Regions from separate parts of the Mus musculus genome. Here regions 2, 3 and 4 are each linked to region 1. The links are chromatin loops, found by intact Hi-C in ENCODE. Cell type or tissue: heart. All regions are shown on one strand. Each heading gives the region's core, and the rest is flanking DNA. Links, peaks and the distances in the headings are about the cores only. Region 1 has its middle 17 kb from the start of Gm35533. Region 2 overlaps Gm35101 (a long non-coding RNA gene). Region 3 has its middle 49 kb from the start of Gm35437. Region 4 overlaps Gm35101 (a long non-coding RNA gene).

The links. A loop is a pair of places that touch in the nucleus more often than their neighbours do. Peaks named below come from ENCODE experiments on the same cell type or tissue, not always from the same donor. Only the 100,000 strongest peaks of a DNase experiment are listed, where the experiment ranks them.
Region 2: a loop joins it to region 1, with 2.6 times the contacts of the local background. A loop is called at or near these places in 2 of 42 quality-filtered maps.
Region 3: it touches region 1 in a loop (2.8-fold over the local background); 2 of 42 quality-filtered maps call a loop at or near these places.
Region 4: it touches region 1 in a loop (2.5-fold over the local background); 2 of 42 quality-filtered maps call a loop at or near these places.

Annotation. Positions count from the first base shown.
Region 1 is chr10:100,156,814-100,164,893 of GRCm38, reverse strand. No RefSeq gene overlaps it. Among named protein-coding and RNA genes, the nearest start is that of Gm35533, 17 kb to the right of the region's middle. In heart, for the core only: no CTCF peak of the experiment used is centred there; DNase peaks (open chromatin) are centred at 4,453 and 4,843; H3K4me3 peaks cover 533 bases; H3K27ac peaks cover 1,626 bases.
Region 2 is chr10:99,683,567-99,691,646 of GRCm38, reverse strand. All of the region lies in intron 4 of Gm35101 (a long non-coding RNA gene), which reads right to left. Among named protein-coding and RNA genes, the nearest start is that of Gm35101, 27 kb to the right of the region's middle. In heart, for the core only: a CTCF peak has its summit at 4,564; a DNase peak (open chromatin) is centred at 4,416.
Region 3 is chr10:99,947,797-99,955,876 of GRCm38, reverse strand. No RefSeq gene overlaps it. Among named protein-coding and RNA genes, the nearest start is that of Gm35437, 49 kb to the right of the region's middle. In heart, for the core only: no CTCF peak of the experiment used is centred there; no DNase peak of the experiment used is centred there.
Region 4 is chr10:99,673,173-99,681,252 of GRCm38, reverse strand. Gm35101 (a long non-coding RNA gene) reads right to left here. Exons shown (of 5, transcript XR_380741.2): 3 at 5,477-5,675; 4 at 3,054-3,183. Among named protein-coding and RNA genes, the nearest start is that of Gm35101, 16 kb to the right of the region's middle. In heart, for the core only: no CTCF peak of the experiment used is centred there; a DNase peak (open chromatin) is centred at 4,352.

The DNA of each region.
Region 1 (8,080 bases), core at 1,746-6,745:
CTAAGTGTACTAAGGTGACCTGAAATTCAACCTTTAGAGTCCAGGAAGTCAGAAACAAAGGCGTGGTCCCACCTCAAAGGGGTTAAGCTGAAACAATGCTAGAGAGAGAGTCTGCTGCAGCAGAGGCACAGAGAGCCTGTTGTGTTCTTTTTAAATGAATTCTCCAGGGAATACCTGCAGGAAAAACTAGAACAAACCTCTCCCACCATTGTGCTTTGAAAGCACACTACAATAGAGTAAACAAACAGGGCTCTCCCTCTTTGAGAGTTTTAACTGTTGACTCTGAGGAGGCCAGTTCTTGGGGATGAGCAGATTCCTGGAGGCTTTGTCAGGGATTGTCAAATGCATTCTTAAATGAGTCCCTTTATTTCAGTGTCACATAATACTCAGCCCTGAGTTATCATGAAAAACTAGAGAGCGAGGACATCTGTCCCTCTATCCTATGATACAAATATGTATGGATCAACCCCAGCATTTAAAGACTGTGGTCTAGCATTAAATTTCTTATGACTTCCCAGCTAAGAATATACATCAATTGCAGGAGAAAGAGCTGTATTCACTTTAAGGGAATAAAAATCTAGAAGCTGACAAGTACGAAAATCTTAAAACAATTAAAATAAGATTTAAACAGAACGAAACAAGACAAAGCAGTCTCGAAACTGGGCAACTGAGTAGACTCAATGGCTAAAGTCCTGCAGTGGTGGAGCACGTCTTTAATCCCAGCATTGGGAGGCAGAGGCAGGCTGATTTCTGAGTTCGAGGCCAGCCTGGTCTGCAGAGTGAGTTCCAGGGCAGTCAGGGCTACACAGAGAAACCACCACCACCACTACCACCACCACCAACAATAAGCCCTTGTCATACAAACCCAATGACCTTAGTTCAATACCTAGATCTAATGTGAAGGTAGAAGAGCTGACTCCACCGAGGAGTTGTATTCTGATATCCCCACATGTGCTTTGAAACACACATTACCTCCACATGCATCCACACACATTCACACACACCCAACACAACAACAATACATTGTTTAAAAATTAAAATTCTGGAAACACAAGGTCGGAAAGATGGCTGCTCGGGGGCTAGAAAAAGCTGCTACTCTTGCAGGGCACCAGGGTTCTAGTCTCAGCATTCCATGGTTGCTCACACCCCTAACTAAAGTTCTAAGGGATCCAGGGCCCTCTTCTGGACTCCACAAGTTCCAAGCACACACATGGTATACAAACATACCAATAACAGTAAAACAATTTTTAAAACTTATAGAAACACATACAATTTTAAATTGATGCATACATAAGCAGTACGCAAGAATTCTGAAGATTTAGGGTTTTTTTTTTATTTTTTGTTAGTGCAAATGCAGCATGTGATACAGTGATAATAATGTCTTTGTCATTACTTATAAAGGAACATTAAATGCTCCAAATTTCTTAGCACGTTTTTTGAGATCACAGTGTTGATGGATAAACCAATCAACAGTTTCAAAAATACTGAAAATTAATAGCACTTATACCGAAGAGCTAATTCTCTAGTGTTAGCATTTTGTCAAAGCTCTGCTCCACAGTTACCTGACAATAGTCAGATGTGCCTGGCTCACTATAAAAGGGGCTGCTTGCCCCTCCTCTCTCTGTTGCTCCTCTCTTGGTCTTGCTCTTCCCCTTCCTGCTCCTGCCCTCTCCCCATTCCCTCACCACCCTCTCTCTCCATGTACTCATGATCTGCCTCTACTCCTCTACTCTCTCTGCCTTTCTGTCTCTACTGCCCTCTCAACTCCCCTCCCCATTCTCTAAATAAACTCTATTCTATACTGTGCCATCCTGTGGCTGGTTCCCGCAGAGGCACCCCCTTCCCCCACACCTGACTACAGATACATCAAACATATTCTTTCTCTCCTTATCTTTTTATAAAACACGAAATCTAGTGTTCAAAATAACATCAAACCTAACATAAATAAGCACATCCATATACTATTATCAATATAGAAGACTTGGAATAAGGAATATACTGGAGTCAGAATGAGATGTCCAAAATTTATTAAGCTAATCTTGGGAGCAGTCCATTGTAAAAAGTGCTGTAAGTGTTTGGTTTCCAACCCTGGGACAAGGGACTAAATACCAAAGCAGACCTGGCCTCCAGATTCTCCAAGCATGCCTCAGTCCCTGCCTGGCATTTGCTGCTCTCCAACCTTAAACTTTTCAGTGATGGGCTAGGCTGCCTTTTCCTCAGAGGCTCCTCCCTATATAACTCAACCATTTTGGGAGCTCTCTGTCTCTGTCCCTCTCTCTGTCTCTGTCTCTGTCTCTCTCTCCCTCTCTCTCTCCTTTCCCTGTCTCTCCCTCTTAATTCCCCTCTCTCTCCCTTCTCCCCTTTTCTGCCTCTTGTCTCTGTGTGTGCCATCAGCCTTACCCCCACCCCCATGGTGACTTCCCTTGGTCTCCCACCTTGAGGCCAGTGAATTTGCCTGAGAGCAGCTCCCCAATAAACCTGCCTTTGATACAATCTAATCTGGCTTGAATTGTCTTATTTCACTGGCAGCGGAGAAACAGCCTATCAGTATGGAATTAAAATAACACATAGAGACTTGTAATACATTTTAGAGGAATAAATTAACATGTAAGACATATTTGAAAAATAAATACCAAATAATGCAAATGTTTCTCTTGTAACTAGTAAACTCATCTTCCAACTCCAAAATTTAAAACTGTTGTCGTTTGCTGACACTAAAAATGTCACAGGCTTTTCTTAGCTTGCTCATTTTGTTTTTGATATGGGATCCTCTAATTTTGCCCTGGCAGGCCTGCTACTTGATAGAAAGACCAGGCTGGCCTTGAAGTCGTAGAGATCTGCTTTTGCTTAGGGAGTGTGGAGATTATAGTGACGCCAGTAATTATCATAAGGAACACACAAAATCAGAGTTTATCTCTATTAAGGTAAAGCTGAAAAGCTACTTTTTTCCTGTCTTGGCCTTTGGAGAATTGACTTTTTGTATTTGACCATGTTCATCTTGCAGGTATCTATGGCTAAGGGGCACTTTAAATATTTAAATATTTATATGCATATGTACATGTATGGTTCTATGTGTATTTTATTGTGTCAATTCATAAATAATCATTATGTTGTCACAGCAGATGCTGTGAATTGTACCAATCTTTTTTTCATAATCAACGAGAAAGGCAGGGCTCTAGCTACACAGTCAGCAGCATCTTTGGTTTGGTGTGGTCTGTATTCTCATCTGTCTTTGAACTCCCTGACTCACAATGTTTGTGTTGGAAAGCCTACATCATACTTTCCCGCTTTGCTTTAAAAGTTTCTATACATTTTTTTTCTAGGTATAGCTTCTAAGGCCTCTGTCATCGTCAACTAATTTTAGTGTAGTCTCTGCTTTGCTCCTAGAATTTTATTAAATGCAGGAGGCCCCAGTTTCTACATACAGCGACCAGCTCTAGAGTCTTCAGGGCTGTAGCTCAAATCTAGCTCCCTCTGACTGATAGCTTTGTTCTTTCTCCAAGGTCCTTGCTCACGTTATTTTTCTTTGCTGCTGTAGCAACTAGGAAATGACATTCATTAAAAATATTTAGTGTGAAGCAGAGAATGGAGGAATGACCATCCAGAGACTGCCCCACGTGGGGATCCATCCCATAAACAACCACCAAAACCACACTATTGTGGTTGCCAACAAGAGCTTGCTGACAGGAACCTGATACAGCTGTCTCCTGAGAAGCTCTGCCAGTGCCTGACTCATGGCTCTAACTGTATATGTAGCAGAGGATGGCCTAGTTGGTCATCAATAGGTGGAGAGGCCCTTGGTCCTGAGTAGGCTCTATGCCCCAGTATGGGGGAATGCCAGGGCCAGGAAGCAGGAGTGGATGGGTTGGTGAGCAGGGGGAGGGGGAAAGGGATAGGGGATTTTTCAGAGGGGAAACAAGGAAAAGGGATAACATTTGAAATGGAAATAAAGAAAATATCTAATAAAAAAAAAAGAAAAAATATTTAGTATGTCTTTTTTTTTTTTTTTTGAAACAACAAAAACCATTTTTCGCCCTGGGTAAAACAGATTGAGGAGAAAAATACATCCAGCATGAACATAAAGTATATATCACACATCACAAAAGGATCCAGCTGGAAAATGCTTCGAGACACCACTTACTTTATTAAAATTGCAAGACGATGAAAATGGAAGCTTTTACATGTCTCCTTTCCTGTCAGAGCACGTGACCCCAGAGGAATGCCTGACATGGAAGGCAAGTAGCTTTCCTTGCTGGGTTTAGCTTCTGCTTTTGTTTGGTTTGGTTTGGCTTGGCTTGGTTATTGATTTACTTTTGTATTAAGAAGTTTCGCTATATTTTAGAACTAGGAATTTACATGGTGGACAGAAGTCAGCCTGGTTTGAGAGAAGGGATTGCGAGCTGGCAGGCCATTCAGCACTCACGGAAGGACAATGGTCAGGCACCAGTCTGCGGTCTGCGAGCACTTGAAGTATTGTGCTGAAAATAGAAGCAGGAAGGAACTAACTCTCTCCAATGTTCACTAAGCCGAGCAGCACAGGGCACACAGAGCCCACACAGCTTCTCTACCCTACACCCACGACCCTCCCAGCTTTTCTTTTGCTACAGTGCCTTTCTCACAAGAAGAAAGAAATGTGCATCGCTCACTTTCACAACTCTGTTGGGTCTGGGAAACACACATGTTACCCAGACCAACCTGATGAAATCAGAAGAGAAGTTCTTGCGCCTTCTGGGAAGAATTTCTTCCTCACGAAAGACATGCAAAGATAAATGCCCCCTCCCCCGTTTTGCAGGTTTCCAGATACGATATGATACCTGGGGCTCCAGCAGCACAGAATCGCACACACTGACCCGCCCAGATCTAGCAGCTGCTGAGAGACTCTCTAATCACTGCAGTTCCTGGTCTTGAAATCAAATAAGCATCTAGAGTGGAAGTTGTTTTCAGCTGAGTGTGCTGTTTCTGGAAGTCATGTCCATCCTAGCTGAACATCCTTGGGACAGGCACCACAGTATACCACGGTCATCTTGCTAGCCAAGCATTTTTAGAGAAAGATAACTTTGGCTCAGAAAGATTTGTCCAGAGTCTCCAAAGCTCTGGGAGAAAAGATGTCATGATTAGACTCTGGCTGTGCACCTGGGTATCTCCGGTCTTCTTTGCTTCGCACCACTCCATCCCTGACCTATTATTTAGACTGGAACAGTAGAGGCAGGGATATCTTTGTTCCGAGACTATGGAAGGCACTAGAAGAGATAAGAATTGGCAAAATAATAATAATGATGATAATAATAATAATAATAATAATAATAATAATAATAGGTGTATGACTTTAAAAATGAGACATGTTACATACAATTCTTTTAGAGTTACAATTATAATTAACTATGGGTAACAATGAACCCACTTACAAATAACTATGGGTTATGAATCTTCAGTAAGGATCTCTTTCCCAGTTCTCTTTTCCTTAGTTAACTGAAAGTCCAACAACTTAACTGGAATGGTTTTCAAATCTACCTCTGGCAAACCTTTCCAAGTCTTCTCATTTGAAAAAATACAAAAACACACACACGGAACATAGTTAAAGCAGGAAAGAACTGAGGAAGCACAGCAGAACATCTAGCGTCCATCCCCTTGTAAACCTTACCTGAGAACTCAGAGGGAATTAGTGCAACATTTTATGAGGCCCTCGGGCAGGTGGAGCTGGCTGTTGCTGGAGCAATGGATGGAACCTTTCTGTAGAAATGATTTAGGAAGGTCAAGGATTCTCTTCCTGGGTTCCCCTTCCCTCTACTTGAAGGAAAGAACCATTGTCATTAAATCCTGATCTCCGTCCCCTCTTGTCTGAATGAGCCTTATCTTTGCTACATAGGATTCCCTCTTTGGGAGTTTCTCTCTCTCCCTCTTTCTTTTTATATCAGTAATATCCTCCGGGACAACTAACATAATGTTCATTGTTGATGATTCAAAGTTGAGTCACTAGAGCATGCACAAGTTCAAAATAATAAATTTTCAAAGCTCAAATCCAGGCAAATAACATCTGTGTAGAAATGTTGGCCAAAGTCAGATGGCACCAAAATGAGATAAAATTATACCACATGGAGTCTGCCTTCTATGCCAGCCAGCCATCAGGGCAGGCCATTTGTCTGGTAACCCTAAAATCTGGAATGTGAAAAGGAAATTATTACGGTACACACCCAAGTAGGAAATAAACTTCTGGGAATCATTGGCGTAAGAAAGACTACATAATAGTGTGTAAAGGGTTCAGCCAGTTACAGTTGCTTTCCTAAACATACCTTGATAGAGTAAGCATCCACTGTGGGGAAAAAAAATAAGTGAATCCATTTATCCTTCACTATTTCTGGTCCAAGCTACAAATCCTGGTGGATTAGCCTTATGGCCCACACCTGCCTTCTCGGTCTCTTCTCACACTAACAGCTCAGGCTGTCCTTCCAAGCACCAAACTAAAGAAGCACTCCTGCTCAGAATTCCCCAGTAGTTCTCATGATCACTAAAAGCAAATGTCCTAAGGTTTTATTTCTCTGAGAAGACACCGTGACCACAGCAACTCTTATAGAGGAAAGCATTTAATTGGGGCCTGTTTACAGTGTAGAGGTTTAATGCATTATCATCATGGCAGGAAGCATAGTGACCTGCAGGCAGACACGGTGTTTGAGGGTAGCTAAGAGTTCCACATCTTGAGCTTCTGAGACCTCAAAGCATGCTTCCACAGTGACACACTTCCACAAGGCCACACCTACTCCACCCTTCTAATAGTGCCACTACCTCTGGGCCTATGGGGCCATTTTCTTTCAAACTACCATAATCATAGTTATGAAATTATTTTTGAAGCTCTTCATTTTTCTTCCCTTTTACCTTTTATACTCATCTAATTGTCTCACAAGCCCCTCCAGCCAAAACAATGGTCTCTTGTCAGAAAACCCCACAACACACAGTCTGCTTACACACCGTTGCTCAAATGCATGATCTTAGTAGGATCCTAGAGTCACTCTATTTAAATTTCAAATCTTCCAGTGCCCAAACATTTCCCCAAATGCATTCCTGGCTTCATTTCTCACTGAAGCATCTCACAGCAGATATAATATATTGATTTTTTTTGTTTTATTTTGTTTGTTTGTTTGTTTGTTTGTTTTTTGAGACAAGTTTTCAATATGTCACTCAAACTGGCTTGGAACTCTGGAGCTGTCTGTCTCTTCCTCCCACAAGCTGGAATTACAGGCATGTGCCACTATGTCCATCTAGCTCAAAACATTTCATTGTTAAAGTTTTTGTTATTAATTTCTTTCATTTTTCTTCTGTATTAGTACAAACTCTTCACTAGACTGCTGGATATACAAGGGTATGAGGGGTTTTTTTTCCTGTTATTTATTTATGTAATCAATATTCCATCTAAAGAATATACAATTGACATCAATGGCCAAACATTGTGGGAGAGTCTATTTTGGATGCTCCAACCCCATTGAAGGTGCTAGTTGGATTCAGTTACATGATGTGGGTAGGAATCACATTGAAGAACAAAAAAAAAAAAAGAAGAATATTCCTGAGGCCAGCTAATATTCAGAACTAATCAGGTGTTGCTTTCGTAAGTCACAAATAATAGAACTAGATAATCAAACTACTTAACATGTAAAAGTAATAAACACTTAGGTAATAAGTAAATTAAAATTTTTCCTAGTACATAGGTAATAAATAACTGCTAAACAAGTGTTATCCCAGCTTGCCTATTTACCTGAGACATTGGCTATAAACCTATCAAGTTCCCTGGCTCCAAATAACTTAAACAGAACAATAGTTTATTGGAATTAGATCGAAGTGTTGAAAAACCAGACACCGAAAATGATTAAAAATGAGAGAAGGAGGCTAAAGAGAACACATAGAGGTTAAGAACACTTAATGCTCTTGCAGAGGTCCTAGGTTTTTCCTGCACCCACATGGTGATTCACAACCTCCTTTTATCTTCAGTTCCAGGGGATCCAATTCTTTCTTCAGACCTCTGTAAGTGACTGCACACATGAGCTGCACATGCTTACACTCAAGCACTTACATATATGTATTGAATAAAGAA
Region 2 (8,080 bases), core at 1,722-6,721, 470 kb after region 1:
CCTTTAATACAGTCCCTCATGTTGTGGTGACCCCAGCCATAAAAATACTTCATTGCTACTTCATAACTGTAATTTTGCTACTGTTATGATTCGGGATGTAAGCAATGTAAGTATCTGATATATGCAGCATATCTGATAGGTGACTTCTAGGAAAGGTTCATTAGATAACCCCAAGGGGGTCAGGACCCACAGGTTGAGAACAGCTCGTCTATGAACTTTGAACACTAGTTTCTTTATTGCCTTCCTTCTTCTTCCTTTCCTTCTATTTTCTTGTCTCTCTTCTCCCCTCCCCACCGAACCATCACCACCACCCATTTTTTTCTGTCTGTTTTGGGCTGTAAATTCTTTGAGGAGAGTATTTGTGTTTTCTGTCTCCAGATAAGAACAATACTTCAAGTATACTTCCCCTTTCCTCAATAAGAATCAAGTATTGAAGCCCTACGTACAAGCAAGGGCTAAAAGAGATGACCAAGAGCCTGGAAAGTAAGGGTGTTTATTGGATCCATTCCATTTCAGAAGAAAATTCTAAGTTCAAGGACCCAAAAGAATTTCTCAAGAGGATCATGACAGAGAACACCATCAAAGGCCCGAGAGATAATAACAAGAATGAGATTTAAAAGTGACTGTTGGAATGGACAGCTGTATGACATTTATTATTTGAATTTGGGTCAAAAATACCACAAACTGACTTTCGCAACAACTCCTGCAGCTTTCTCCTCAAAGAACTTTTGTTTTCCTATCTGTGAATATTACGGGAAGCAGGAGAGACAGATGAAAAGATGAGATTATTTTACGAAATGACAACAAAATTAATTGCAAAGTTGCCAGATGCCACCTATGACTGTGTAGTGCTTATGAAGTCAAGGCAACAAGGGAAGATGGGCAATTGTATTAGTGTGAGCTTTGGGACAGCAATGGGCACTGCATAATAATAATAATAATAATAATAATAATAATAATAATAATAAACAGCATCAACTTCTCTTTTCCATTATTTCCAGCAGGAGGTGGGAGCATAGACACAAGGGTATGAGAGCCTGTGTGAATCAGAAATCCTCTTCTCTTCCTTGTGGACTCTGTTCTTATCTAAAGCTCTGTTGAGGGTTGGTCTAGTGCTACTATGTATTCAAATGCAAAATACTGGCTCCCAAAGTCTGGTTGTGCCTGACCGGCAGATCTTCACCATATACCAAGTGATGCTATGTAAACTTTGCTCTGCCATTGAAAGTTAATTGGTTAATAAAAGCCTGTGATTGGGCAGTAGAGAGAGAGAAAGGTGGGACTTGAGGATCAAGTGAGGAAGGTCTCAGGAATGACCGGGGAGAAAAGGAAAAAGGCGATGGAGAGAGGAGGAGACCACCACGAGAGGAGAGGGGCCCTAAGCACATGGCCAGGAGATGTGGACCCTGAGGACAGGCTGATGAAACAGAAATAACCTGGGAAAGACTCGAACAGCAAGGAACAAGGTGCATATGGCTGGGATGTAGGTTAGGATAGCTCAAAACCTGCCCAAACTAGGCTTCCAGCTTGTAGATAAAATACCAAGATTTTGTGTCTTTTGTATGGACGAGCTAGAATAAATAAATCATTTATAAGGATCATCACCAATCAAAGCAAGTGTGATGAGAAAGGAAAGAGGCCTTATTCAACACATGCATAGCTTATTCTGACTTCACTACTTTCTTTTCTTTTCTTTTTTCTATTCAATCTGTATTTTTTTAGAGAATTTTTTGGTATTTTTTAATAATTTTTTAAATTTTAAACTCCAGATTTTATTCCCCTTCTGATCTACCCTCTGACTGTTCCACATCCAATACCTTCTCCCAGCCCCGTTGTCTCCATGAGGATACTCCCAATCCCCATCCCACCAGACCTCTAAATTCCCTGGGACACAAGTCTCTTGAGGGTTAGGTGTATCTTTCCTGACTAAACCCAGACCTGGTAGTCCTCTGCTCTATATGTGTTGGAGGCTTCATATCAGCTGATATATGCTGCCTGTTTGGTGGTCCAGTATATGAGAGATCTCAAGGGTCTAGGTTAATTGAGACTGCTGGTCCTCCTACAGGGTCTCCCTCCTCCTCATCGTCTTCCAGCTTTCCCCTAATTCAACCACAGAGGTCAGCAGCTTCTGTCCATTGGTTGGTTGTAAATATCTGCTTCTGACTCTTTCAGCTGCTGCTTGTTGGGTCTTTCAAAGGACAGTCATGATAGGTTCCTTTTTGTGAGCGCACCATAGCTTCAGTGATAGCGTGAGGCCTTGGGACCTCCCCTTGAGCTGGATCCCACTTTGGACCTGTCGCTGGACCTTCTTTTCCTCGGGCTTCTCTCCATTCTAACCAAAACAAATCATTTTCGGGAAGCTGCCTGGCTCCTTGTGTATTCACAAGGATATATGTGCCCCGAAAGCTTCATAGAGCTGGAGCCAAGTTCGGTTCTTTCCATCATCACTCTTTGTACGGGATTTTATGAAAATCAGGTGTGTAATACAAAGAGTCTAAGAAAATCTGTTGGAGCTCTACTCAACTTCTGAAGTTCTGGCAGTTAAAACTGTTAAATGCACTTAGCTGCAGGCAATATCGGATTCGTCCATCTACTGCTGTAGCCTGAGCAAACTAATGGCACAGCCTCCAAGTCCAGCTCTTTTCTGATTTTTATAAAGTTTGGCTAGATACAAGTCATGCACACTTCTTACATTGTATCTGCAGCTGGCTGCTTCAAACTAGAACGACTTGAGGTATGTCTTCATTGATATGTCAGCATTGACACAGAGTCGATGCCACCTCTAAAACTTGAATAATTTATCATCTGATTCAGAATGTTGTTGACCTTAGAGTACCATTAGAGTATTCTGGATAAAGTCCTGGTGGGATCCAGACAGCACATCCTCTTATTCTGCATCTCAGTCTGTGGGGATGGAATGGCCATTTCACCTGGGTAGCCTAAGACCATCGGAAAACACAGAGACTTACATTACAATTCATACCAGTAGCAAAGTTACAATTATGGAGAAGTAACACAGATAGTTTTATGGTTGGAGCGTCACCACAACATGAGGAACTATATTGAAGGGTTACAGTATTAGGAAGGATGAGAACCACTGCTCTTGGTTAGTGCTGAACCTACCTTGAAATTGAAAGTCAGGAAATTCATAGTTTCCTTTAACTAGCTTTATCATTCAGATCTCCATACCCAAAGAAAACTTCCAATGAAATAGTAAGACATTTAACTCACCTTGTCTTTTAGGCAATAATGTCTGGAAATAGAGCAAATAGCTCACCTGACAAAAGCAAATATTTACTTGACTAGTTCCCATTCACAGACAAGATCAGACTATGAGCTCAGCAATTTAAGGTACACCCCCTAGAAATACACATGGCATATTTAAATGATATATATTTATGGTCAGCTATCTTAAGACCTTAGGATTCTCAATGCATCTTTCTCATTCTAGCATGTAGCACAATATATAGTGTGCTATGTGAACACACATTGGAATATTTGCCTGAACAGACAAGATTGAAGTTATGCAAAGATATAGACCTTTGCTTGAGTTATTGAACAGATTACAAATGAATTTTTCCTTTCCAAAAGAAGTGGGGGGAATCACTTCACAGGATTTTTTTTCCTTAATGCTCCTGCAAAGATCAAGTGTTTGCTATGGGCATACTCTGCACAACTCCCATTGTTTTTGTTATATAATGGTGTTTCTTCCAAGATTCATGCTAAGTCCTAGCAGCCAACATCCAGACAATGTACAAGTTGAGCAGAATCAAAGAAGTGAAGGGCAGTTAGGATTTCCACCATATAGTCCTCACCCTAGGAATCCTTAACTTGGTTGGATGAAGGGTGTAGCAATTAAAGATGGACCCATCTAGATGAAAGCAGTAATTAATGTATCATCAAGGCACTCTTTGGGAACATGAAAACACCATGAACCATGTGCCTAGTCAAAATCAATCTTCCAGTTATGTGTCTCCGCTTAAATGCAATGATAATTTTGGAGGGAGGGTTACCATTTGAAATACTACTGAGATGAATCACAGGGAATTTGTGGATGTCATTCTGCATTGCCCATTGCAAAAATCTTTTCCCCTGGAGAAGTGAGCCAGCTTAAGAGAAACCCCTAATAAGAAGAAACTAAGCAATAGCGTCCTCTGCCACTGGAAGTGAAGAGAATATGGACCTGGAGTGAGGGAGAGGGGGGAAGGATAATTTGGTTGCACATAAATACTGTGAAGGGAAAAAGGACAGGCATCTATTTTTAAGCCTGTGTCCTGGGAAACTATATTCCCTGTGCTTAAAGCCAAGAGCCTTCTTACACAATAAATAATTCAGAAACCCCACAACGAGTGCCTGGCTAGGACACCTACTTCCTGCAAGCTGCCTTTTCAGCTAATCTTGGAAAAGGCCATGGATCGACCTGCAGCTCAGACGGAATCTCTGCTTTCCACCTAAGGATTAGGAGCAAGGCCCTCAGCCAGAGGACATTAGGCGGAAACCAATACAATCCTGACATTGTTGGGGCTATTTATAGCTTATTGTTTCAAGAATTTGGAAATGACTGGAGTCCTTGTGGCAAACTTGAGATCTCATGTATGAATTTGGCAGGCTCTTTTCCTGGAGCAGAATTCAAAAACAAACTCAAGATACCGTGCACTATTGAAGGGAAATAAGACAACCCCAAACTCCCTTCTTTTTGCCCTTCTGGGTCTCTCAAGTTCCTTCCCTGACATTCACCTCAAATGACTTTAGTGAAAAAGTCAGTAGGTTTGAAGTTCTCACAAATCCCAACTTTTTCAGGGCAAAAATGCAAGGAAGCAAGATGCTCAAATGCTTGCTGTTCAGTTGATCACTGAATTTAGTGTGATCTGTGCAATGCTAAGAGATTCACATGTATTGATGCAAGTCAATGGCTAACATGCAAATTACAACTTTGGTGGAAACCCCAAGATGCCATTGAATGCTAATTTATGACTCCATGGAAAGGCACTATGTACCAAGGCAATCAAGGCTACATTGTTAAAGGATGGAATGTCTGGTGTTTGTTTGTTTGTTTCTTGTCTCCTCAGACCCCAATTTGTGGTCCTTCTGAGCTCTTGTAGAATATATATAGTCAGTTAAAAACTCCCATAAAGGCAGTAAGAAAGGTGGAGAAATGTATTCCTCAAGGGAAGAAGAAGGAGGAGGAGGAGGAGAAAAGAAGAAGGGATAAAGAAGAAAGAAGAAGGGGCAAGGGGAGGGGAAGGAGAAGAAGAGAAAGAAAAGAAAAAGGCATTTTTGTGTGAATGGCAATTTTTTCTTTCTTTCTTTCTTTTTAATTTCTGCAAAATTTTAAAACTCCTCAAGGTTACTGACATATGCAGGTGAATAGCAACATGTTATTTCATTATTTGCTGGGCTAGAGAAAGAAATGAGATAAAATTCTTTGGGGCCTTGAAAATTGTATGTCCCATTGAAAAGCCTCTATAAATCTGTCAAGTAAACAGCAGGTGTCCCTACCCTTTGCTCTCACTCCTCTGCATGCGACCTCAGAAAGAGCAAGCAGGAAACGTCCTTGTCTACTGATATTTCCTCGGGCTGCCAAATGCTTATTTGCCCCAAGGGGCATTTCTGGGGTCTGCAAGGGAAAATATTTCAACTATTATGGCTGTCAAACCAGATGGCTTGGACACAGGTATTAGGTCTAATGACAAAATGGGAACCGGTCGCTTTGATCAAGTCAGTTTTTATTACTGGGAACACTGACAGGTGAACCAGGCTGCTGACTGGAACTGCACTGAAAGTTGGGATGGAGAAAAGTAAAGTTTTAAAATCATCTCTTTACAAATAAGGGCATCTAGCTACTAGTTTTTCTAGATAAGCTGTGGTCTTTGATCTAGAGCAAATGCCTCATGGTTATGGAGGTCATGGTTCAGCAAAAAGTAGAATGCCTGGACGTTGGTTGTGATATTCACCTACCTTCTTTAAAACCAGTGTGTTTGGAAAAAGATAGAAGGTGTTATGACACAGAGAAATTAGCTGTTAAATATAAAGAGATACGTTCTTTGAATGGGCTTTTCAAAACCTAGAATAGATATGATGATTCAGTGTTACAGCCTCCTTGTCTTCCAGGTTCTGTTGCCCAATGTATCTATTAGTTCTGTTATACCTCCCATGATTCTTAAAATCCTGCTTTGTTCTCCTATTAATGCAGGTTACATCTCCATAGCGCCTTTTATCTCCTAGCATATTGCAAACATCAATTAGCTGAGCTACCCATCACCCCTATGTGGGTAGAAATACCCTATTATCCTAATTTGAAAGCTGGGAGAAAGAGGTTAAGTGAGGTAAGGTGACTTGCTAGTCGGTGGCAGAGGCTGAAATGGTCTTGAAGCTTGATATTTGGTCATATACATTAACTAGCAGGTGGTGCTAACAACTAACATGAGAACTTCTAGGGTTGGTCTTTGTAACACTTGGGGATATAAGTAGTAAGGTCTATTGCATAAAGTCCTCCAGTTTTCACATTATTCCACTTGTGCTTCTAAAAATAAAGTTCCTTTGAGAAACCTAAAGAGTGCCTTTCAACTTAGCAACTAAAACAAATATCTTAGAAACTAAACGTATTTTGTTATTCTAGGTAAAGCTATTGTCCAAAGCCTGGATCAGGAAGAAATGGCTGCTCCCCCCACCCCAAAAGGCCATATAAAATGAAATTAACCTTTGATAGTAACAAAAGTAACCATTCACTGAGCACCTGAGCTCATACAGTCTTGGAAAGGATGCTCAGCCCACATCTAAAAGCTGCGAAAATTAAAATGCATGGAGATTAAAATGAATTATCCAATAGCTGGTAAACAGGGACCCCCACATTCAAATGCAGACATTCTCTCTCCAGAGCCCACACCTTCAAGCACATCACCATAACTATTCCATTGTCTGCCTGATATGCCATGTTCCTCTTCTCCCCCATGAGAAGTTGCTCATCATCTGTGTCCAGCATCATTAGCACCAGTACGAGTGCTATGTTGTGTGCTGTACCAAAATCTCTGAAGAAAAAAGGAGTGAGATGCACCTGCTCTGCTTAATAGCTCTACGTCTTTTTCTAAAGAGGTGAAAATAATTTTGAGGCTTATCACCCACCTACCCCCAAAATCAATTTCCCAGGTACTTTTATTGTTAATGTCCATCTGGATAATCTTTGACATTCTAAATTACTTATATTCCCTGGTACTATCATTGTCCAATAAGAAAGTTTTGCACTCGGTTAAGAAATTCTATGTATCCTAGGAGTACCTGAGCATCAGTCGGCACAGCCTCACTGGAGAGTAACCCAGGCAAAAATATCCAATCTGTCCCAGTATGGCTGAAACCAGAAATGTGTGATATTCCATCTCTTCACGTTCTATCCTCTACTCAACTGGCCAAAGTATTTGCCACCATTCGTTGGGTGTTTATGTTGAGTGGACACTATGTTCTGTGCATACTTGGTTCTATCTGTTTGAACCCTCCTCCAAGCTCTTTATCATGGGACCATCTTCCCCCACTTAATATGTGAAAACACAGAAGATGTATTCTTCACCTCTTCAAAGACGACACATCTCAAAAGTAGCATTAGAAGCAATTGACTCGGGAATATTCCTCCTGAGCCAAGCACAAGCTACCCTACCATCACACTGATAAGGTAGTCCTTACACCCTCTTGAATAATTACCAGTATTATACGCATTCTATAACTACTGTCTAAAGCAAATGCTTTGTTAAAAAAAATAACAGCTTCATTCAGAGGGAGCCTCAGGTTTTCTTTTGCAGCAAAAGGTCATCTCACTGGGTTATGTTTGCAGTTGAGGGATGAAGGTGGCTTTGCTGAAATCCCTGCAGAGTCTGGAAGAAGAGACGGGGAATTAGGTCACTGGCTGGCATCTCAAGAACAATCGCAGGCAGGAAAAAGCTGATCTTATATATTTCAGAATTGATTCCAAGCTCTTTGGAGGTGAAACCTACTTTCTGAGAGACAAGAAGAATAAACGGGAGGGGAGCTGATTAAATTCTATACAACCACAGTTTGTGAATTTGTCTGTTCAGTCGATTAGCTACTAAAA
Region 3 (8,080 bases), core at 1,432-6,431, 210 kb after region 1:
CCACATAAAGGTGGAAGGGAAGGACCAACCCCACACAGTTGCCCTTTGACCTCCACACACATATATACTCATGTTCTATGTTCTCTCTCTCTCTCTCTCTCTCTCTCTCTCTCTCTCTCTCTCTCTCTCTCTCTCTCTCTCTCTCTCTCTCTCTCATGTCCCAGAAAGGAATGCAGTCTTAAGTCTCTACTGGTTAGTTTTATATCAACTTGATGCAACTAGGAGGAGGATGAGTCTCAATTAAGAAAAAAAAAAAAGACTCCAGAAGATGTAGGCTAGCTTATAAACATTTCCTTAATTAATGATTTCTATGTGACAGCCCAACCTTTTGTGAGCAAGGTCACCCCTGGGCTGGTGGTCTTGGGTTCTGTAAGAAAGCAGGCTGAGAAAGTCCTGAGCTGCTGCAAGAGAGTGAGCAAGAGTGAAATGAAACAAATCAGTAAGCAGCATTCTTCCATCACTGCCCCAAGCCTCTGCCTCCAGACTTGCCCAGCTTGAATTCTTTTCCTGACGTCATCCAATGATGAATAGTGATGCAGAAGTGTAAGCCAGATGAAGCCTTTCTTCTCTACTTAGCTATTGGTCACAGTTTTATCACTAGGATAATGATCCTAAGTGAGCTACAGTCCAGAGCATGTATTTGAGCAGTGGAAACCCCGTGTACATCACCAGCGAGCCTGGTCTTCAGGCCTTCAGAGTCAGATTAGGTTTCTAGGTTCTATATGACACAATATGGGACTCAACATCTTTATTACCCTATTTCTTTAAAATAAACCTTGGTGTGTGTATAACCTGTTGGTTCTGTGAAAAGTTTTGCATCAAAACTGGCCTCCCCCCAAAAATTGAGCGAGTATTTTATGTCCCCAGTGAACCCAGAACACAACAGACTTATGATCCATAGACTGTTCAATTACTCTTCCAGACCCAGACAATTTTCCAGATATGCGCTACATGTACCAAATACGGACACACTCAATACAAGTTGTACCGTGATAGATGCTTCATTAAAAGTAAATGTGTAAGAGTCTTTTCTTTAAAATGCATCATCTTATGTATGGCCTGCCTGACAATTAGCAGGTTATAGTTATATATTTAGGCATATATATAGATATATGCCTAAATAATATATACATATATACATGCCTAAATAATATATACGTATAGAATATATATGTATATATAATATATGTATATATATGTATATATAATATATGTATATATAATATATGTATATATATGTATATATAATATATGTATATATATGTATATATAATATATGTATATATAATATATGTATATATATGTATATATAATATATGTATATATAATATATGTATATATAATATATTTTATATGTGTATATATGTATATATTATATGTATGTGTGTGTAAAAATGAAAATTAAAGAAAAAAACATCATGAATTTGTGAGGGAACCAGACAGTTGTACGTACATGGAGGGGAACAAGGAAAGAGGAAGTAGGAAATCGATGCTAATAGAAGACATTCCTCAGGTACATTTATCAAATTTCATAAAAGTAAAGAACATCTGGGAGCTCACTGTCCATGCTGTTACCTTGAACTTATTCTCTGATGTCCAAAATAATTCCTCCTGTCATTTTAAACATGACTGTTGACTCATGATTTTCTTTCACCCCTCTCCACGTTCCTTTTTTTTTGTTGTTGTTTGTTCGATTGTTTGTTTAACTTACCCTGTGCAGGTTGGGAGAACCCTTATAACTCAAGATTGTTTTGAATTCTGTTCTTATATTGTTTCAAATGTTTTTCTGCTGATCTTGATTATCTATTGATATGGAGTGAAAGTTAGCTAGCATTGTAGTATCATGGTCACTTCCTATTGCTGACAAAGCACAATGTTTTGAATGCCCCACTGACGCTGGCTGCTTTTTGTTTTGTTTGTTGCTCTTGTTTTATTCCTTTGGGTATGAGTACATGGGTTGAAAGATATGCCTATACAGAGATCTCCCTCTGCCAGTCTGATTACTGTGGCCATTGAGAAGGTCTCGCTTACTGTGTCTGCCTGACTCCATTGCTTTTACATCAGTGCTGTGGACTTGAACTAAAATCTGCTTGCTTTTATAACAAGCAAATACTCTTAGCCACTGAACCATGTCCTCTGTCCTTGTTTTGATTCTTTTGTTTAGCATGGATTTAGGTACTGTATTTTGTTTTTAAGTATTTATCTGCTTTTGATCTCTCGCTAATGATTCTAAGCTTTATACTATCAGTTTAGTAATCTCAAATTCATTGACACAGAAAGTATTTCATTAATGAATTACTCTTGGACCCACTGATCCTGGGATGCTGTTCCACTGCTGAGAACTAAGTCAGCTACCTAACTGTCATCTCAGGATATTTCTTTGTTACCTCTGATAGTTCTTTTATCCATAGCTTTGGCCCAACTTTCTTTTACTTGGTTCAGCCTCTAGATTTATACATGCTTAGAGCAGACAGCAACCAATCAACATAAAATTAATCCTAGGTCTTGAGGTGTTTTTGTTTAATAATAATCCAAATTATGTGTGTCAAGTTAATTGCAACAATTGACACAGGTTTTAGGAGTCCCATATTTGTCGTGCTTCAATTCAGTTAATATGAGAGTGCCATTGTCACAGATGCTGTTTCTAATGTGTTGGATGTCGCTTCTAGATGAACAGCAGAGATCCTCTACTCTGTCTCATATGTTTGCATTGCAATTAAGCTTGTAAAATTTCCTCATCCGTTTTCAGTAATACAGCTTCAACCACGCATGCAATACTAAAATTCCAGATTTTCTGCTTGCCTTTTTTATTTCATTGTCGAAACAAAAACAAAGCCACCATAAAACAAAGCCCAAGACTCTTGCTATTCCCATAAGTTTGAAATACTTTCCTTTCCTTCATATCTGCACATAGCTGTGGAATTCTGGTTCTTCCTTCTTTGTGACATTCACAGACCGCCACCTCTTGTATTCTCTTTCCTTCTGCAGTGCGTAAATGAATACATTTTGAGTTTGCAACACCGTCACAGATTCCTAGAAAGAGGGTGATTCATATTCACATAAAGAAGTAAGCATACTTAATTGATACCAATTATTGACTGATTATCATTTTCTTCAAGCGGGGTACTTTTAGCTCGTGAGGAGGAGTGGGCTAATCAGACGCCAGGATTGATTGCATCATTGTGCAGTACGTTTGCTGTCAATGAGTTTTGCTCCGCCCACCCCAGACATCTGCAAATATAGATGAATAAGCAGTTACTTGGTACTGTGGGACTCATCTTAAAACACATTTTAACTTCCACTTTTGTTCTCAATAGGATGCTTACCAAGGATCAAAGACCATTGCTTGCATCAGTTTATACGGATTATAACCCCACATCCCTCATATGACACCGAACCAGTACTATCATGAATTATCATAGAAAGTTTCTTATTTCCAGTACTTATTTAAATAGATCATCTATGGGCGAGGATTTTGTTTGCCAGTGTGTTTTAGAACAGTACAAAGAAAACATGAATGAGTGACTGGGTAAAGAACTATGGCATCTCATTTAATCCCCAAAGTAGAATTAAAACCTTTATTTTTGTTCTCATGGGTTACAAAATTCAAATTCATCCATGTATGGTTCCTGATCTATACTCTAAAAGATTCTCTTACTGAAAATAGCAGTTTCTACATAGTTATCAGAAAAGAGGAAAAATATTGGCTACGTGGAGAAAAAAAAAGGTACAACAAAAAACAAAAACAAAACAAAAACAAAAACAAAAACAAAAAACCCCCTCTAAAAAACAAGAATGGAGAACATCACCTTACATAAGCCTAGGTATTTTTATTCATTAGCATTTGTCAAGATTCCGTCTTTTATCATGTCTTGGCAAGAACTTAGAGTTTATTTTTAAATTTTCTCTCAACACAAGCTACTCCATTGTCTTCTTGTGGTTTTAAGGAAGATTGCCAGTGGGTGTGGTTAGGTTGTCAGAATCAGTCATGTTGTTTACTTCGGCTTTAATTGTGCTCAGACAATGATCTGTTTTACACATTACACCTTGACAAGCTCTGTGTAGGACAGTATATCTCAATGTGGTTAAAAAGAAAAGAGCAGACGCCTAAAAACACTCATCCATTGATTCCTGAGATGCCCAACACAACCGGTCTCACTATCAAATGGCTCACATATCAAATGTTATATCCCTAGTATGTGATATGATAACAGATTTTGTAACATGTTCCCCTGAAGTACTTCACTGCTAATATTTCTGGTTTAGTGTTGTTTCTCAAAATATGCAGAACAATCACTTATAAAGGAAGTGTTGTTGTGTGCTATCCACAGCAGAGGACTTGGCAAAGCTGATGTCTGAGTCACCAATTCAAAACTGGGAGAACTGGTGAAAGTCATATAACGTCTCTGAGGGTTAGTCGATCCATATGCGTAATGAGTCCATGCACTGTCTTCTGCTCTGCAGGACTGCTGGTAGCTTTAGATGGGAGGATGTTTAGGAACCCACCGCATGCCGAGAAAAATATGAATCATTTCTAGTACGACTATGAAAATGCATTGCTCCATTTTCTTTTAACCAATCTGTCTCTCTGCCTCTCTGCCTGTCTTCCTGTCTCTCTGTCTCTCTGTGTGTCTCTCTCATATGTGTGTTGTTGTCTGCCTGTCTCCTCATGTGTAAGTGTGTGTGTGTGTGTGTGTGTGTGTGTGTGTGAGTTCTGCCTGTTTATCTGCCTGTGTGTGTATGTCAGTTTGTATGTCTGTGTATGTGTCTGTCAGTGTCTGTCTGTCTTTCTGTGTCAGTGTCTGTCTGTCTCACTGTGTGTGTTGGTGTCTATCTGTGTGTCTGTCTGTCTGTGTGTCTGTGTGTCTGTCTCTCTGTCTGTCTCTGTGTGTGTTATTTATCCATGCACATACATGTGCACATATACAGGTCTGAAAACAATCACAAACACCAGTCCTTCTTTTTCACTTTGTTCAAAACCTTTCCCTTTGTTTTTCTCTCTATATGCCAGGCAAGCTAGCCCACACCTTCTGGGGATTCTTGTCTCCTCTTTCTGTCTTGCCACCCTGGGAGCTCTGGGGTTATCAAAAAGTGCCAGCTACCTCAGGATAGCTCCTGCCTGAGTTACCTAAGTTCTGAGGATTCAAACTCAGCGCTTCATGTTTGCACAGCACTTTATCCACAGAGTCGCGTGCCCTTCCCACTTCTTTAGTCAATCTATCTGTTCCTCCATTAGTAAACACAGTAAAGGCACTTAATGGTCAGCAGTGTTGTGATATGAAGTTAAGCAGTGGAGTGGGATGCATCCCACAGCTAAAGGTGGCCCTATACTAGTGACTGACTTTGTTATTCCTCAGTTTCCACGTTCACAAAGTGGCCATGCTAGTATTTCCTCCTCATAATGACAACACAAAGATGAAATAATTTCATAAGCATTACGTACTTATAACAATCCACAATATAATATGTCCTTTACGTTAAGTTAGCTATTACTTTTTATTATATATTGATAAAATGGTCCCCAGATATAAAACATGATAGATTAGAAAATAAACAAAAGTCCTGAGGATTAATTTTTAGAAAATTTTGTGTTTAAAATATGAGTAAATATTTCATCAGAGGGCATGTTCTTTACCAAAGACAGATAGTCCTCAGTTTTGTAGAATCCAGCTCTTCCATGGAGGTTACAGACTGGCAGAACAGTGCCCAGTCATTCTCCATTTATTCTCATAACTCGTGCAAGCATGCTTTAGTAACCAGATCTGAGTATTCATTTCTTCCACAGTGTGTGGAGCATGGCAAGTATTCACTACATGTCTGAGTGGATGGAACTCTCAAGCACTGGTGACAGACTGCCTCTCTTTGCTGAGCGGGCCTGGCACACGGAGACTGTCAGTGCCTCTACATCGTCCCTATGGATGCATCACATCATGAGAGAGAACTGATACAGGTCAGAGTCTGTTCTATTTTAGTTACGGGATGTTTACCCATAATTCACTTGGACTCTTAGAGGAATGTACCAATGAATAGAGCCACCAACACATTTTGATTCATTACTGTCACTTGCACATTGCACCCACCCACCCCATTCTTTGTAAGAGGAGCTGTTACTACTGGTGAATGGGATACACTGAAGTTCATTTAGTGACTCAGTGATTCATATGAGATAGCAGAAACATACAAGGCTGATTAATAACTGATCGAAAGGTCCCAAGGCAGAGATCATCACTACCAGTCAATAGTCTCCTTGAGCCCCTTAGTTTTAAAAATCAGAGGTCACAGAGATCGAAAAAGAACTAGCTCTTCAAACGACCATTCCTTTCGTATTCATTGAGTCAATGCCGTTTGGGTGTGGATGAGTGTGTGTACACGTATGTGTGTGTTTGTATGTGTGTGTGTGTGTGTCAGTGTGTGTAGAGACCAAGGGATAATATTAAGTGCCTTTCTCATTCACTCCTCACCTGACTTCTTGAAACAGGATTTCTCACTGAATCTGAAGTTCACTGATTTGGACAGGCTCCCGGCCAGCAGTCTCTAGGGATCTACCTGCCTCTGCCTCTCCAGTACTGAGACTGGACCCTCACACCACTGAGTCTGGCTTCTTATGTGGCTATGGGGATGCAAATCAGGGCTCATACTTACAAATGAGTCCTTTACTGACCAAGCCTTGTTTCCCAAACCCTTCTTTCAACACACTTTAATATGAACATTTACTTGGGCTTCTTTCTTAGAAATGATGAGTAAGCTCGCTCACAATTTGCTCTTACCAAAACCCTGGAAGTTAGCATGCATACAGAAAGAGAAGACTAATGTGTCCAAGTTACTGTCCTTATAGCAACAGTGGGATCAACAAGAAAATCCAGCAATTCCTACTTGAAAGGTGGTATGCTGGTTTCTGGGGCCTTCAAATGTTCTTAGAGAAAGTTCTATTTACATTCCAAAAGCACCAACTCATAGGTTAGCCTGAGAACTATCCCTTAAATAGAGGAAATGGCTTGAAGTGAATTCCTGCGTACCTCTGCTTATTTATTCAAGCATACTCTGTGTGTGTGTGTGTGTGTGTGTGTGTGTGTGTGTGTGTGTGTGTGTGTGTGTGTTTAACGTATGCAATTTGACAAAATGAATGGTATCCTGCACCATGGGAATATAAAATTCCGACATTAGAAATTATGGGTTGGATCCGACAAAGACATCATGATTATAGTTTTTTTTAACTGTGTGGTTTCCTCTGCACTTGAAGCAAATGAATGGCACCCCTACTAATTATCAATAGCTATTTTCAAAATTTAACCCGTGGTCTTAACAATAGTAATTATTAGTATATGTATAGAAAACTGGCAGAGCAGATGCAGTTCTCCATTCACAAAGTTACAGGTTTTCTATAAATAAAAGAAAGTGATAATTATTCCTGGAGAATTTGCACTTTGCATATGAATGAGCAAAGGAATGGGAGGGGCTCTCTTAAGGTATAAGATTTGAAAACTAGCTGGTTAGGATTTTCAGCTTCCATCTGTAGCATGCCTTTCATTTAGATTACTCTGGTGCTTCCTCTGTCCTGAAAAATGATTAAACAAGACTAAAAAATGTAAGCCATGCCGTCCCAATTAAGAAATGTTCTTGGGAAACAATTTCTGGTAATAATATCTTGTTGAATAGGGTTTTAAGGCATGATCTGTCTTAAGGAAAGTATATCTAATAAAGTGATATGACTATTTCAGCTATTTGATTGATTTTTTTTTTGAAAATGCATCACTGTCTGAGTTGATTTTCTGTTATTGTAACAGAATACACAAGGCTGGACGGTTTAGGAAGAGTAGTGGTTCGAAGTTCGTGAAACAGAGGCTGGAAGTACAAGATTATGCAGGGGTATCCAGTTAATGCTTCATGATACTTTATCTAATGGTAGAAAAGCAGGAGTAAAATAAATTAATAAAACACAGTAAGTGAGGAAGAAAGGGGGAACAAAAATGTCCCCAGAGGCAGCAAACTCACTTTGCAACCATTCACCCTGTAAGAAGCACTCCAGTCCTTGTAGACTGACAATTCTCTCACCATTATGGTAATTAACTCAGTCTTGAGG
Region 4 (8,080 bases), core at 1,777-6,776, 480 kb after region 1:
GCCCAGCTGCACCTCTCAACTAATTAATTTTAAAATGATCTAAGTCAATTAATTATGAAGCAATGGTTTGTCACCTCCAGCTGCCCATGGATCTAAATTACCAACTGCAGCTAATTAGTTAGCTTACTCTATTTCTTCAAAACACATTGTGTATTTACTCGTGAATAACAACTCATGACTCAGTCTCTAAAGAACTGTGGACCTAGTTTTTCTGTGGGCATTCAATATTTAAACATCAGAAAGCCCTTTTGACGAGGCAACTTGGCCAAGACTTCCATAATGGAATATGATGAATGCTTTTTAAATCTGTGTAAAGCCAACTAAAATCCCAGTGATGTGGTACAATCAAAAAACCCCTGATCTTGTGGAAGCTAACATCAAAGCTGAAATATGGAGGTGTGGACTCCATTTATCCCATGCAAAGAGTTAAGAACATACATATGTGTTCTCATTTATAAGGAGCTGTCATTTTGCTGTGTCTCGTCTGTCCCACCCATTTGTCTTAAGAGGAAAGGTTAGCCCTACACATATGTAGCAAAGGTGCAACTTGGTCTTCATGGGAGTCCCCTAACAACTGAAGCAAGACCTGTCCCTGACTCTGTTGCCTGCCTTTGAATCTCTTTCCCCTGACTGGGCTGCCTTGTCTGGCCTCAGTGGAAGAGGATGTACCTAGTCCTGTTGTTTGATGCACTAGTTGGTACCCATGGCACCAACCCTAAAGAGAAGGGAGGGGGGAAGGGGCATGTGAGGGTGGAACTGGGAGGAGAGGGGGGGGGGTGTTGCGATTGGGACATAAAGTGACTAAATAAATAAATGAATAAAAAGAAAGGAAAAGGAAAGGTGTCCCTCATATTCAAGGCCAAAAGCTTTAATCTCCCCCTCCTCCTACTTGCCCTGAAACTTTGCTGCATAAACAACTCCCTGTTTTCTTGTGTCTTATCAAGATAGCTGGCTATCTTGGCCCTTTCTCAGTCTCCAAACACTTGGGTATCCTCCTGCTGACAGCCACTGCTCCCTAAACCTGACAAGGCCCAAGGCTGCTGCTATTCAACAGCTGAGCTAGCCAGCCCTGCCATCTCTTCATGCGGAGGAGAGGCTCAAGCTTTGTGTCCACTCCTTAATCACCACAAAACCTTGCTTAGAAGATAAACTGCTTACACTCTACATGGATTTAGTGGTAGAGTGTAATCGACTCGGTTACTTTGCACAGTAAATACTAACTGTTGTCCTTGTCGGAGAGCAGGGGTGCGTCATGGTATTTGAGGACAAAGTCTCCCAAATCGAATGAGATACAAAGCTCAAATTCTTTTCTGCTCTGCTTCTTTCTAGTTGTGTAGATTTGAGCAGTGTACTTGATTTTTTTTTTAAAGAAGTTTGGCTTCTTAAGTAGACACCATAATCAAACCATACTTTGATAAAAGAAATTAAAGAGGGTGAAAGAGGTTAAGTTGCTTCAAATTCTATGTTCAGGGCATAGCAACTATTTAGATGATCTCCTTTGTTATAATTTTAGAATGCTTCTAATATGATGCTTTTTTTTCTTTGTTTCTTGTGGTACTGGTGATAGTCAAAGACACTCTTTTATTGCAGAGTAACGCTACAAATAGACATTTTTAATTTGTTCCCTTCCAATAGACACAACTCCTCGATGAGAAAACTCCATTTGCTTGCTGGTTTATTTGTTTGTTCATTTGCTTGCTTGTTTGTTTATGTAGTGTGGAGCATCAGACATGAGGCCTGCTACATGCTCAGTATTTGCTCAGTCTTCTACCACTGAGTTAAACCTGCAGTTTAGATATTTTATTCTTGGGAAGAGTTCAGTAGATACTCAAGAAGTAACTATTACACAAGATGGAATAGTTCCCTTCATAGTAATAGGCAGATACACTCTGCACCTACAACTCACAATCTCATTCACCTTCTAGGTACAGTTTGATGCAAATGCCATTCTGAAAGGATGACAGCTGGCATAGGAAACGATATCTCTTCATGAATCCATCATCCATCTTCCATTGAGACTGGAATAAATCTGCTGCTGTTTGGGAAGGGGTGTTTGTTTTGCACTTGAAATGTCATGTCTTCCAGCTGTTATAGAAGACAAAATGCAGCTTGCTTAACCAAGCCCTTAACTGAGACGACTAGGTGACAATGTTAATATTTTTCATAAGATAATAATATCTCCCTTGAGAGATAATTAGAAATCGCATGCTTTTTGTTGTTGTTGTTGTTGTTGTTTTATTTGGTTGGTTGGTTGGTTGGTTGGTTTTGGGTTTTTGGGGGGTGGTTGTTTTTTGGTTTTTGGTTTGTTTTTTTTTGTTTTTTTTTTTTTTTTTACTTTTAAATCACACCTCCGTGACATATTTATAATCTTTCAGGACTGATTGTTTTTTCCAAAGACAACCTTTCCCCAAAAATTTTTATAAGAGCTACAGGCACACACACACACCAGAATAATATTCCACTTTCAAGCAATTTTCAAATTTCAGAGCTCTGGAAAGGTAGAGTCACCTATAAGATAGGTTTAACTAACCTATGCCTAAAATAACTAAAGCTAAATAATCCTACAAATGTAAATATTTCCCCCATACCCTCCGATGGTGTAAGTACAAAGCAAAGCAGAAAGTGAAATAGACACCTGGGGAAGTAAAAAGAATGAAAGCTTTCAGGAAAATATGTATTCGGTTGGAAACAGCGGAGGTAGATAACAGGAGCTTTAAAATAAATGAAGAAGGCTAAGTAGCCAGCATGTATTCAAATGGAGTGTAAAAACGTTATTTTGATACAGATGGCAGCAGAAATAAGCTCCGAGAAAGGAAAAAAGCCGGTCCCATCAAAAGCTCTGCGGGTGTATTCTTGCTTTCTCCTGCTGCCTTGCTGCACATGCGCACAACAAAGAGAAACTGAAGCCAGTTATGAAATCATGGCAACCAGAAAAACTGCCATGGAAGGTACTTGTCCTCTTGGCACCTTCGCAGGATCTGAGAGGTCTCTCATTAGAGACAGGTCTGCTGCAGAATAATGAGCCAGCTCGTAGGGCTGAGAAAGGTTATTACCTCTTCCAATTGACATCTGCAGCTGTGAATCCTTAGGGTCTATGCTGGCCACGGACCCTCCTCTTGCTTCGGAAAGCTGGCACTGTTTAAACTATTTTTGTAGAATTCGCCCTCCATTAGCTCTGCCATGCTGGATATCGAGAGGGAAAAAAAAAACACTTTAATTTGAGGCTTCGTTAGGCGGTTGTTTTGACTCGTTTGCTCTATTGGATGCTGGGCATTTGTTGATCGACTAGGCCTATATAGAAAAGTGCCATGTCCCAACTAGAATGGGCGTGATTGTTTCCTCTGAGGTCAAGCCACGAAGCCATAGATGCTCAGCTAGAAAATATACTAATATATTTTCCCTGTTCTTACAAAGCCATTCATCCTTAGCAATAATACTGTTAAGCCTTTAATGGTGAGCTCAGGCAGAGTATCACACAGAGAAAACATCTCTATTGGCTCAAGAATATGTGCAAGAAAGCTAGAAGCTGACCCTTTCTAAAATATGGGTTTTCTTTTATAATTGTCACATGTACATTCTGTCTCTTTTCTTTTTATTGCCCTGATTTAAGCACAGACACTAAGAATGGTATATCTTTCTCCTACACTATGGGGCCTCACAATATTGTATCCTGTCTGTCTGCTCAACGGCAAGTAAAGGTGAGAGCAATGTTTTGTGAGAGAGAACGGTTTGTGGGAAGAGAGAAATCAGACATCGCTTCACTACCAAAGGACAGTTATGTTTTGTAGTGAATCCCACCACTCAGTGAGAGCCAACCTCCTGCCTCCAACTCCTTCTTCCAGTTCCTCAGCCAAAAGCTCCCCTCCCCACCCCCAAAATATCATACTATAGTTCTCCATTTCTCTGAGTCATGGAAACGGGAATGCTTTTAACTGGTCAATCTTTAATAGAATTTTTTTAAATTTCTCCTAATTTTAGATATATAAACACAATATCATTGTGTCATATTCAGAGCCCCAAATGTCATCTTTCTACCTTAGACTAATTCATGAAAAAGCAAAATTAGGAAGTTTCCAGGTAAGGTTGAATAGTACTCAAGGGAGAAACGTGTTCTACAAATCAGTAATGATCATGCCCACTAAAGAGAGCAAAAAGAGGGCCCAACCGGGGTGCCAGAATTCTCCACACTGGGGGGAAAATTGGCACCAACCACAAGCTGGAAAAAGATCTCTTCTATGTATAGTTCCTGTCCCCAAGGGTCACTCGTGGCCACACTTTGTCTCTGAAGACTGAGAACTGAATATTATTGGTTCTTGTGAATTATTTTGTCTTCCTTTATTGAAATTCAATGGAGTAAAAATAGCCACTGTCCATTCTCCCTTGCCTGCCAGCTCTACCTGGGCTGAGGTAGTGAGAAAGGACAGGAAAGGCTACTACAGATGTTGAAGAGAAGAAAGCCCTTTTGGAATGTGTTTGCATGACTCATAAAGAACAGCTATTCTTAGGTTTCCCGTCAGTGGAGATAAAACACTTTGTCCACTAATACAAGCTTCTACTTAAAATGGGAAGCCCAGGACCATTCAAAGCTAGATCCCAATAATAGGCTCTCATTACAGTACCTGTCCCAAATGCCTGGAGTTACATTGTATCATTCTACAATATAGGCTTACATTCTAGGCAAGCCTAGAACCCATTGCAAAATCTTACTAGCTTGGTGGTTTAATTTTTTAAGGTAGAACCACCTGGTTTTTAAAAAAATAAAACTGCCCAATGCAGTAATAGCTATTTTAATTCATATATAAGAATTGTCCATTTGTTTATCACACATGCTGTGGTTTAAAATGCTATGCCACCTAGAAAACCAAACACTGTTTATGGTTGCCTTTATAGAATTAGACATATAATAAAACTAAAACCTAATACCAATTATCTTTTGGATAAATTCACTCCCCCTCAACACCAACAAGGCAATAATATACTGAAACAGTTTACTCAAGGATTGCTCTGTACTTTGATGAATTAAACAACGCGAGTACTAGACAATTTTTTAAAGAAAAACACTGAAAGAAATTTTTTTAAAAGAATGAAAACAAATCCTCTGGACAGGGAGATAATACAGTGGGTTAGAGTATTTCCTATGAAAAGCCATGTCTGTATATGCTCGAGAGAACCCCAGTTCCTTGGGAAGGCAGAGACAAGAGGATCCTAAGAGCTTGCTGGTCAAGTAGCCTAGTCAAAAAAGACAAGTTTCAGGTTGAGTAAGAGACCCTTGTTCAAGGAGGCTGAGAACAATAAACCAAGATGCCTAATGCTTTGTTCTGGCCTTCACGTGTATGTATGTGTGTGTAAATAAACAACGTATGCCTGCTTATACAGAGATATACACAGTATCACACACACACACACACACACACACACACACACACACACACCAAGGCCCCACAACACCCATGTATCATTTCTTAACCTTCCTCACCTGTTATGTCACCTGGCATATCTCGGAGGTTTTCCGTGATCACTTCTTTTCGTGATCCTCAGGTCTGCTTTGGCGATAACATCCTACCACTCTGCCGTTCTGTATCTGTCCATCAAGGACTTCTAACGAGCTAGGGATGTAATATAGCAGATGCTAGAATGATTGGAAGCATTCGGGAGACTTTCGTTTAATACCAGCACTGGAAAATAAAACATAAATAAATAAAACTACAATTTGCAAACTTTCACGATGGTTTATCTCTTGAGATTCAGGATCTACGTGTTTATATTGAAGATTTGGAGTCACTGTAGTGAAATGTCCACGTGAAGTTTTATTTTTGTCTTTCAGTAAAAGGTTATGCGTTTGTTGTATGCTGATACATTGTATTACGCATATTTCTAGGAACTTACAGTGTCCTAAGGGATAAGCAGTGTGTTCTCACTGTTGCTGTGCTTCCTTGTTGTCTCTGCTTCAAAGGCTAAGTGCTTTAACATTTTATCTGGCAATTTTATGGATCTTTATGTTAAAACTAATACTTTTCCTTTCCATGTAGTCATTATGTTCTGTCTCCTTTGCTTTCCTTGCTGTTCTCCAAACCTGACCACTGCCTAGCAGCTACGCTGCCAGTCCTATTTGCATTATTAGAGGAAGCAATTACAATACTCTATAAAATTTTTTCTGATTACTATGCCTAGGTAGGTTCTCGTTTTGCTGATATTTGAGCTGTTTTTTAATCAGTAATCAATGATGAATTAATTTTTTTACATTATTTATCTCATCTTACATGTATGAGTGCTTTGCCTCTGTGTATACCTGTGTGTCACGAGCTTACCTGGTGCCTCCAGGAGTCAGAAGAATATCAGATGCCTTTGAGCTAGAGTGACAGACTGTTAGTTGTAAGCCACCACTTAAGCTGGGAATTGAACTTGGGTTCTTCACAAAAGCAACTCAGTTGCTGAGCCATTACTCAGGTTCCAACCAATGTTGAGCTTTATCCAAAGCTTTAATACACCCATGGAGATCATTTGTACCTCTCTCACTTAACTCTGTTATGTTCAAAACCACTGGAGTATTGTTCTAAGACGTGTGTTGCTCGAGTGAGCCTAAACTGTAAATGATACACAGTTTCTATTCTCTACAACATTTCTTTTATAATCAATGCATTTATTTCTTCAAACTTTTGTAACATTTGCCCATGGAATTGTCTGGCTCTCCTCTTTCAACTTCCTGAATCTTATGTTTTTATATTAATCGGTGTCTTTAAGGTAACAAAGTAACAATCACGGATTCATATTCTTTCTGAGTAGTTGGAACTGCCCTCCTAGTGATACAGATTCCTCTACATTGTCCACTGTTTCCCATTAAATTCTTCATATGATTTTCTTGCAATATTGGCCATATCCCTGGTTAGAAACTCCTTTTTTATTTTGAACATATTTTAACAGTTTGCCAATTATTTCTCATCTTTATTGATTCTTTTTAAAATGATTTAGTCAAGTTAACATCTTTCATATGCTTGCTCTCTAAGCAACCTCTACTAAGGTTATTTCTACTATTTTTAATTTTTTCTTTCCTTTTAGAGGGTAACATATTTTTCTTCAGGTGGTGAAGATGGGCAGGGATAGAGAACTACATTTTGTTATTTGTGGTTATCTATGTAACCTTTCTTTATAAAAATTTTTGTAATTCTATGCTGATAATTTCATCCTAAACAGTGTAAATTGGTTTGGATAATGGAATGTGAGCCAAAGGGACAAGGCGCCAGATCGCTTCCCTTCAATCAGGGCTGACTCATTAAGAGACATGAATTGGAAGTACAGGTGTGGGATTTTTAGCCTGAGTCATAAGATGGAAAGATATCAGAGCAGAGATCACCTCCCTCAAAGCCTCTGGCACAATGGTTCTCTCATCCTTCCTAATGCTTTAATACAGTTCCTCAGGTTGTGGGGACCCCTTACCATAAATTATTTTCATTTTTACTTCATAACTGTAATTTTGCTACAGTTATGAGTCAAAATGTAAATATCTTGTTTTCTGGTGATCTTTCAGGTTGAGAGTCTCCGCTCTAACAGAACAGTGGGTGCTCCAAAGCTCTGTTACATAAGCAAGAAAGACTGACTAAACTTTTGAGCTCATTTGTTATTATAGCAAAGATATTGGTATCTCAGAGGGAGATACAGTTGAACATAACAAACAATTGAAAACATGACTGCTGACACTGAGGACGATACAAGTTGTATATTATTTCCAGAGGCTGGGAAAATGGTGGCCTGTGGCCCAGTGTGGCGCGATGTTTAGTAAACTAACACCTGCATTGCCTTGAAAGGGAGATATTTTATCTACTTACTAAGGGAGGGCTTCAGAAGCAGTCGCCAAACAGAATGTTACCATCTACTTGTTTATTGCTATCCTCTGACCCCTGAATTGTCAGAGGAGCTCAGAAAAGTGCTAGACTGTGGTGTGATCAGGGAAAAGAGACATTAGAGTAACCAGGAGTTTTAAGGATTACAGAGATGAAAGGAGAACCGTTTGTATTTATTAAAAGTAAAAAAAAAAAAAAAAAAAAAAAAAGCTAAATGCTTCAACAAAGATGTCCAGGTTAAG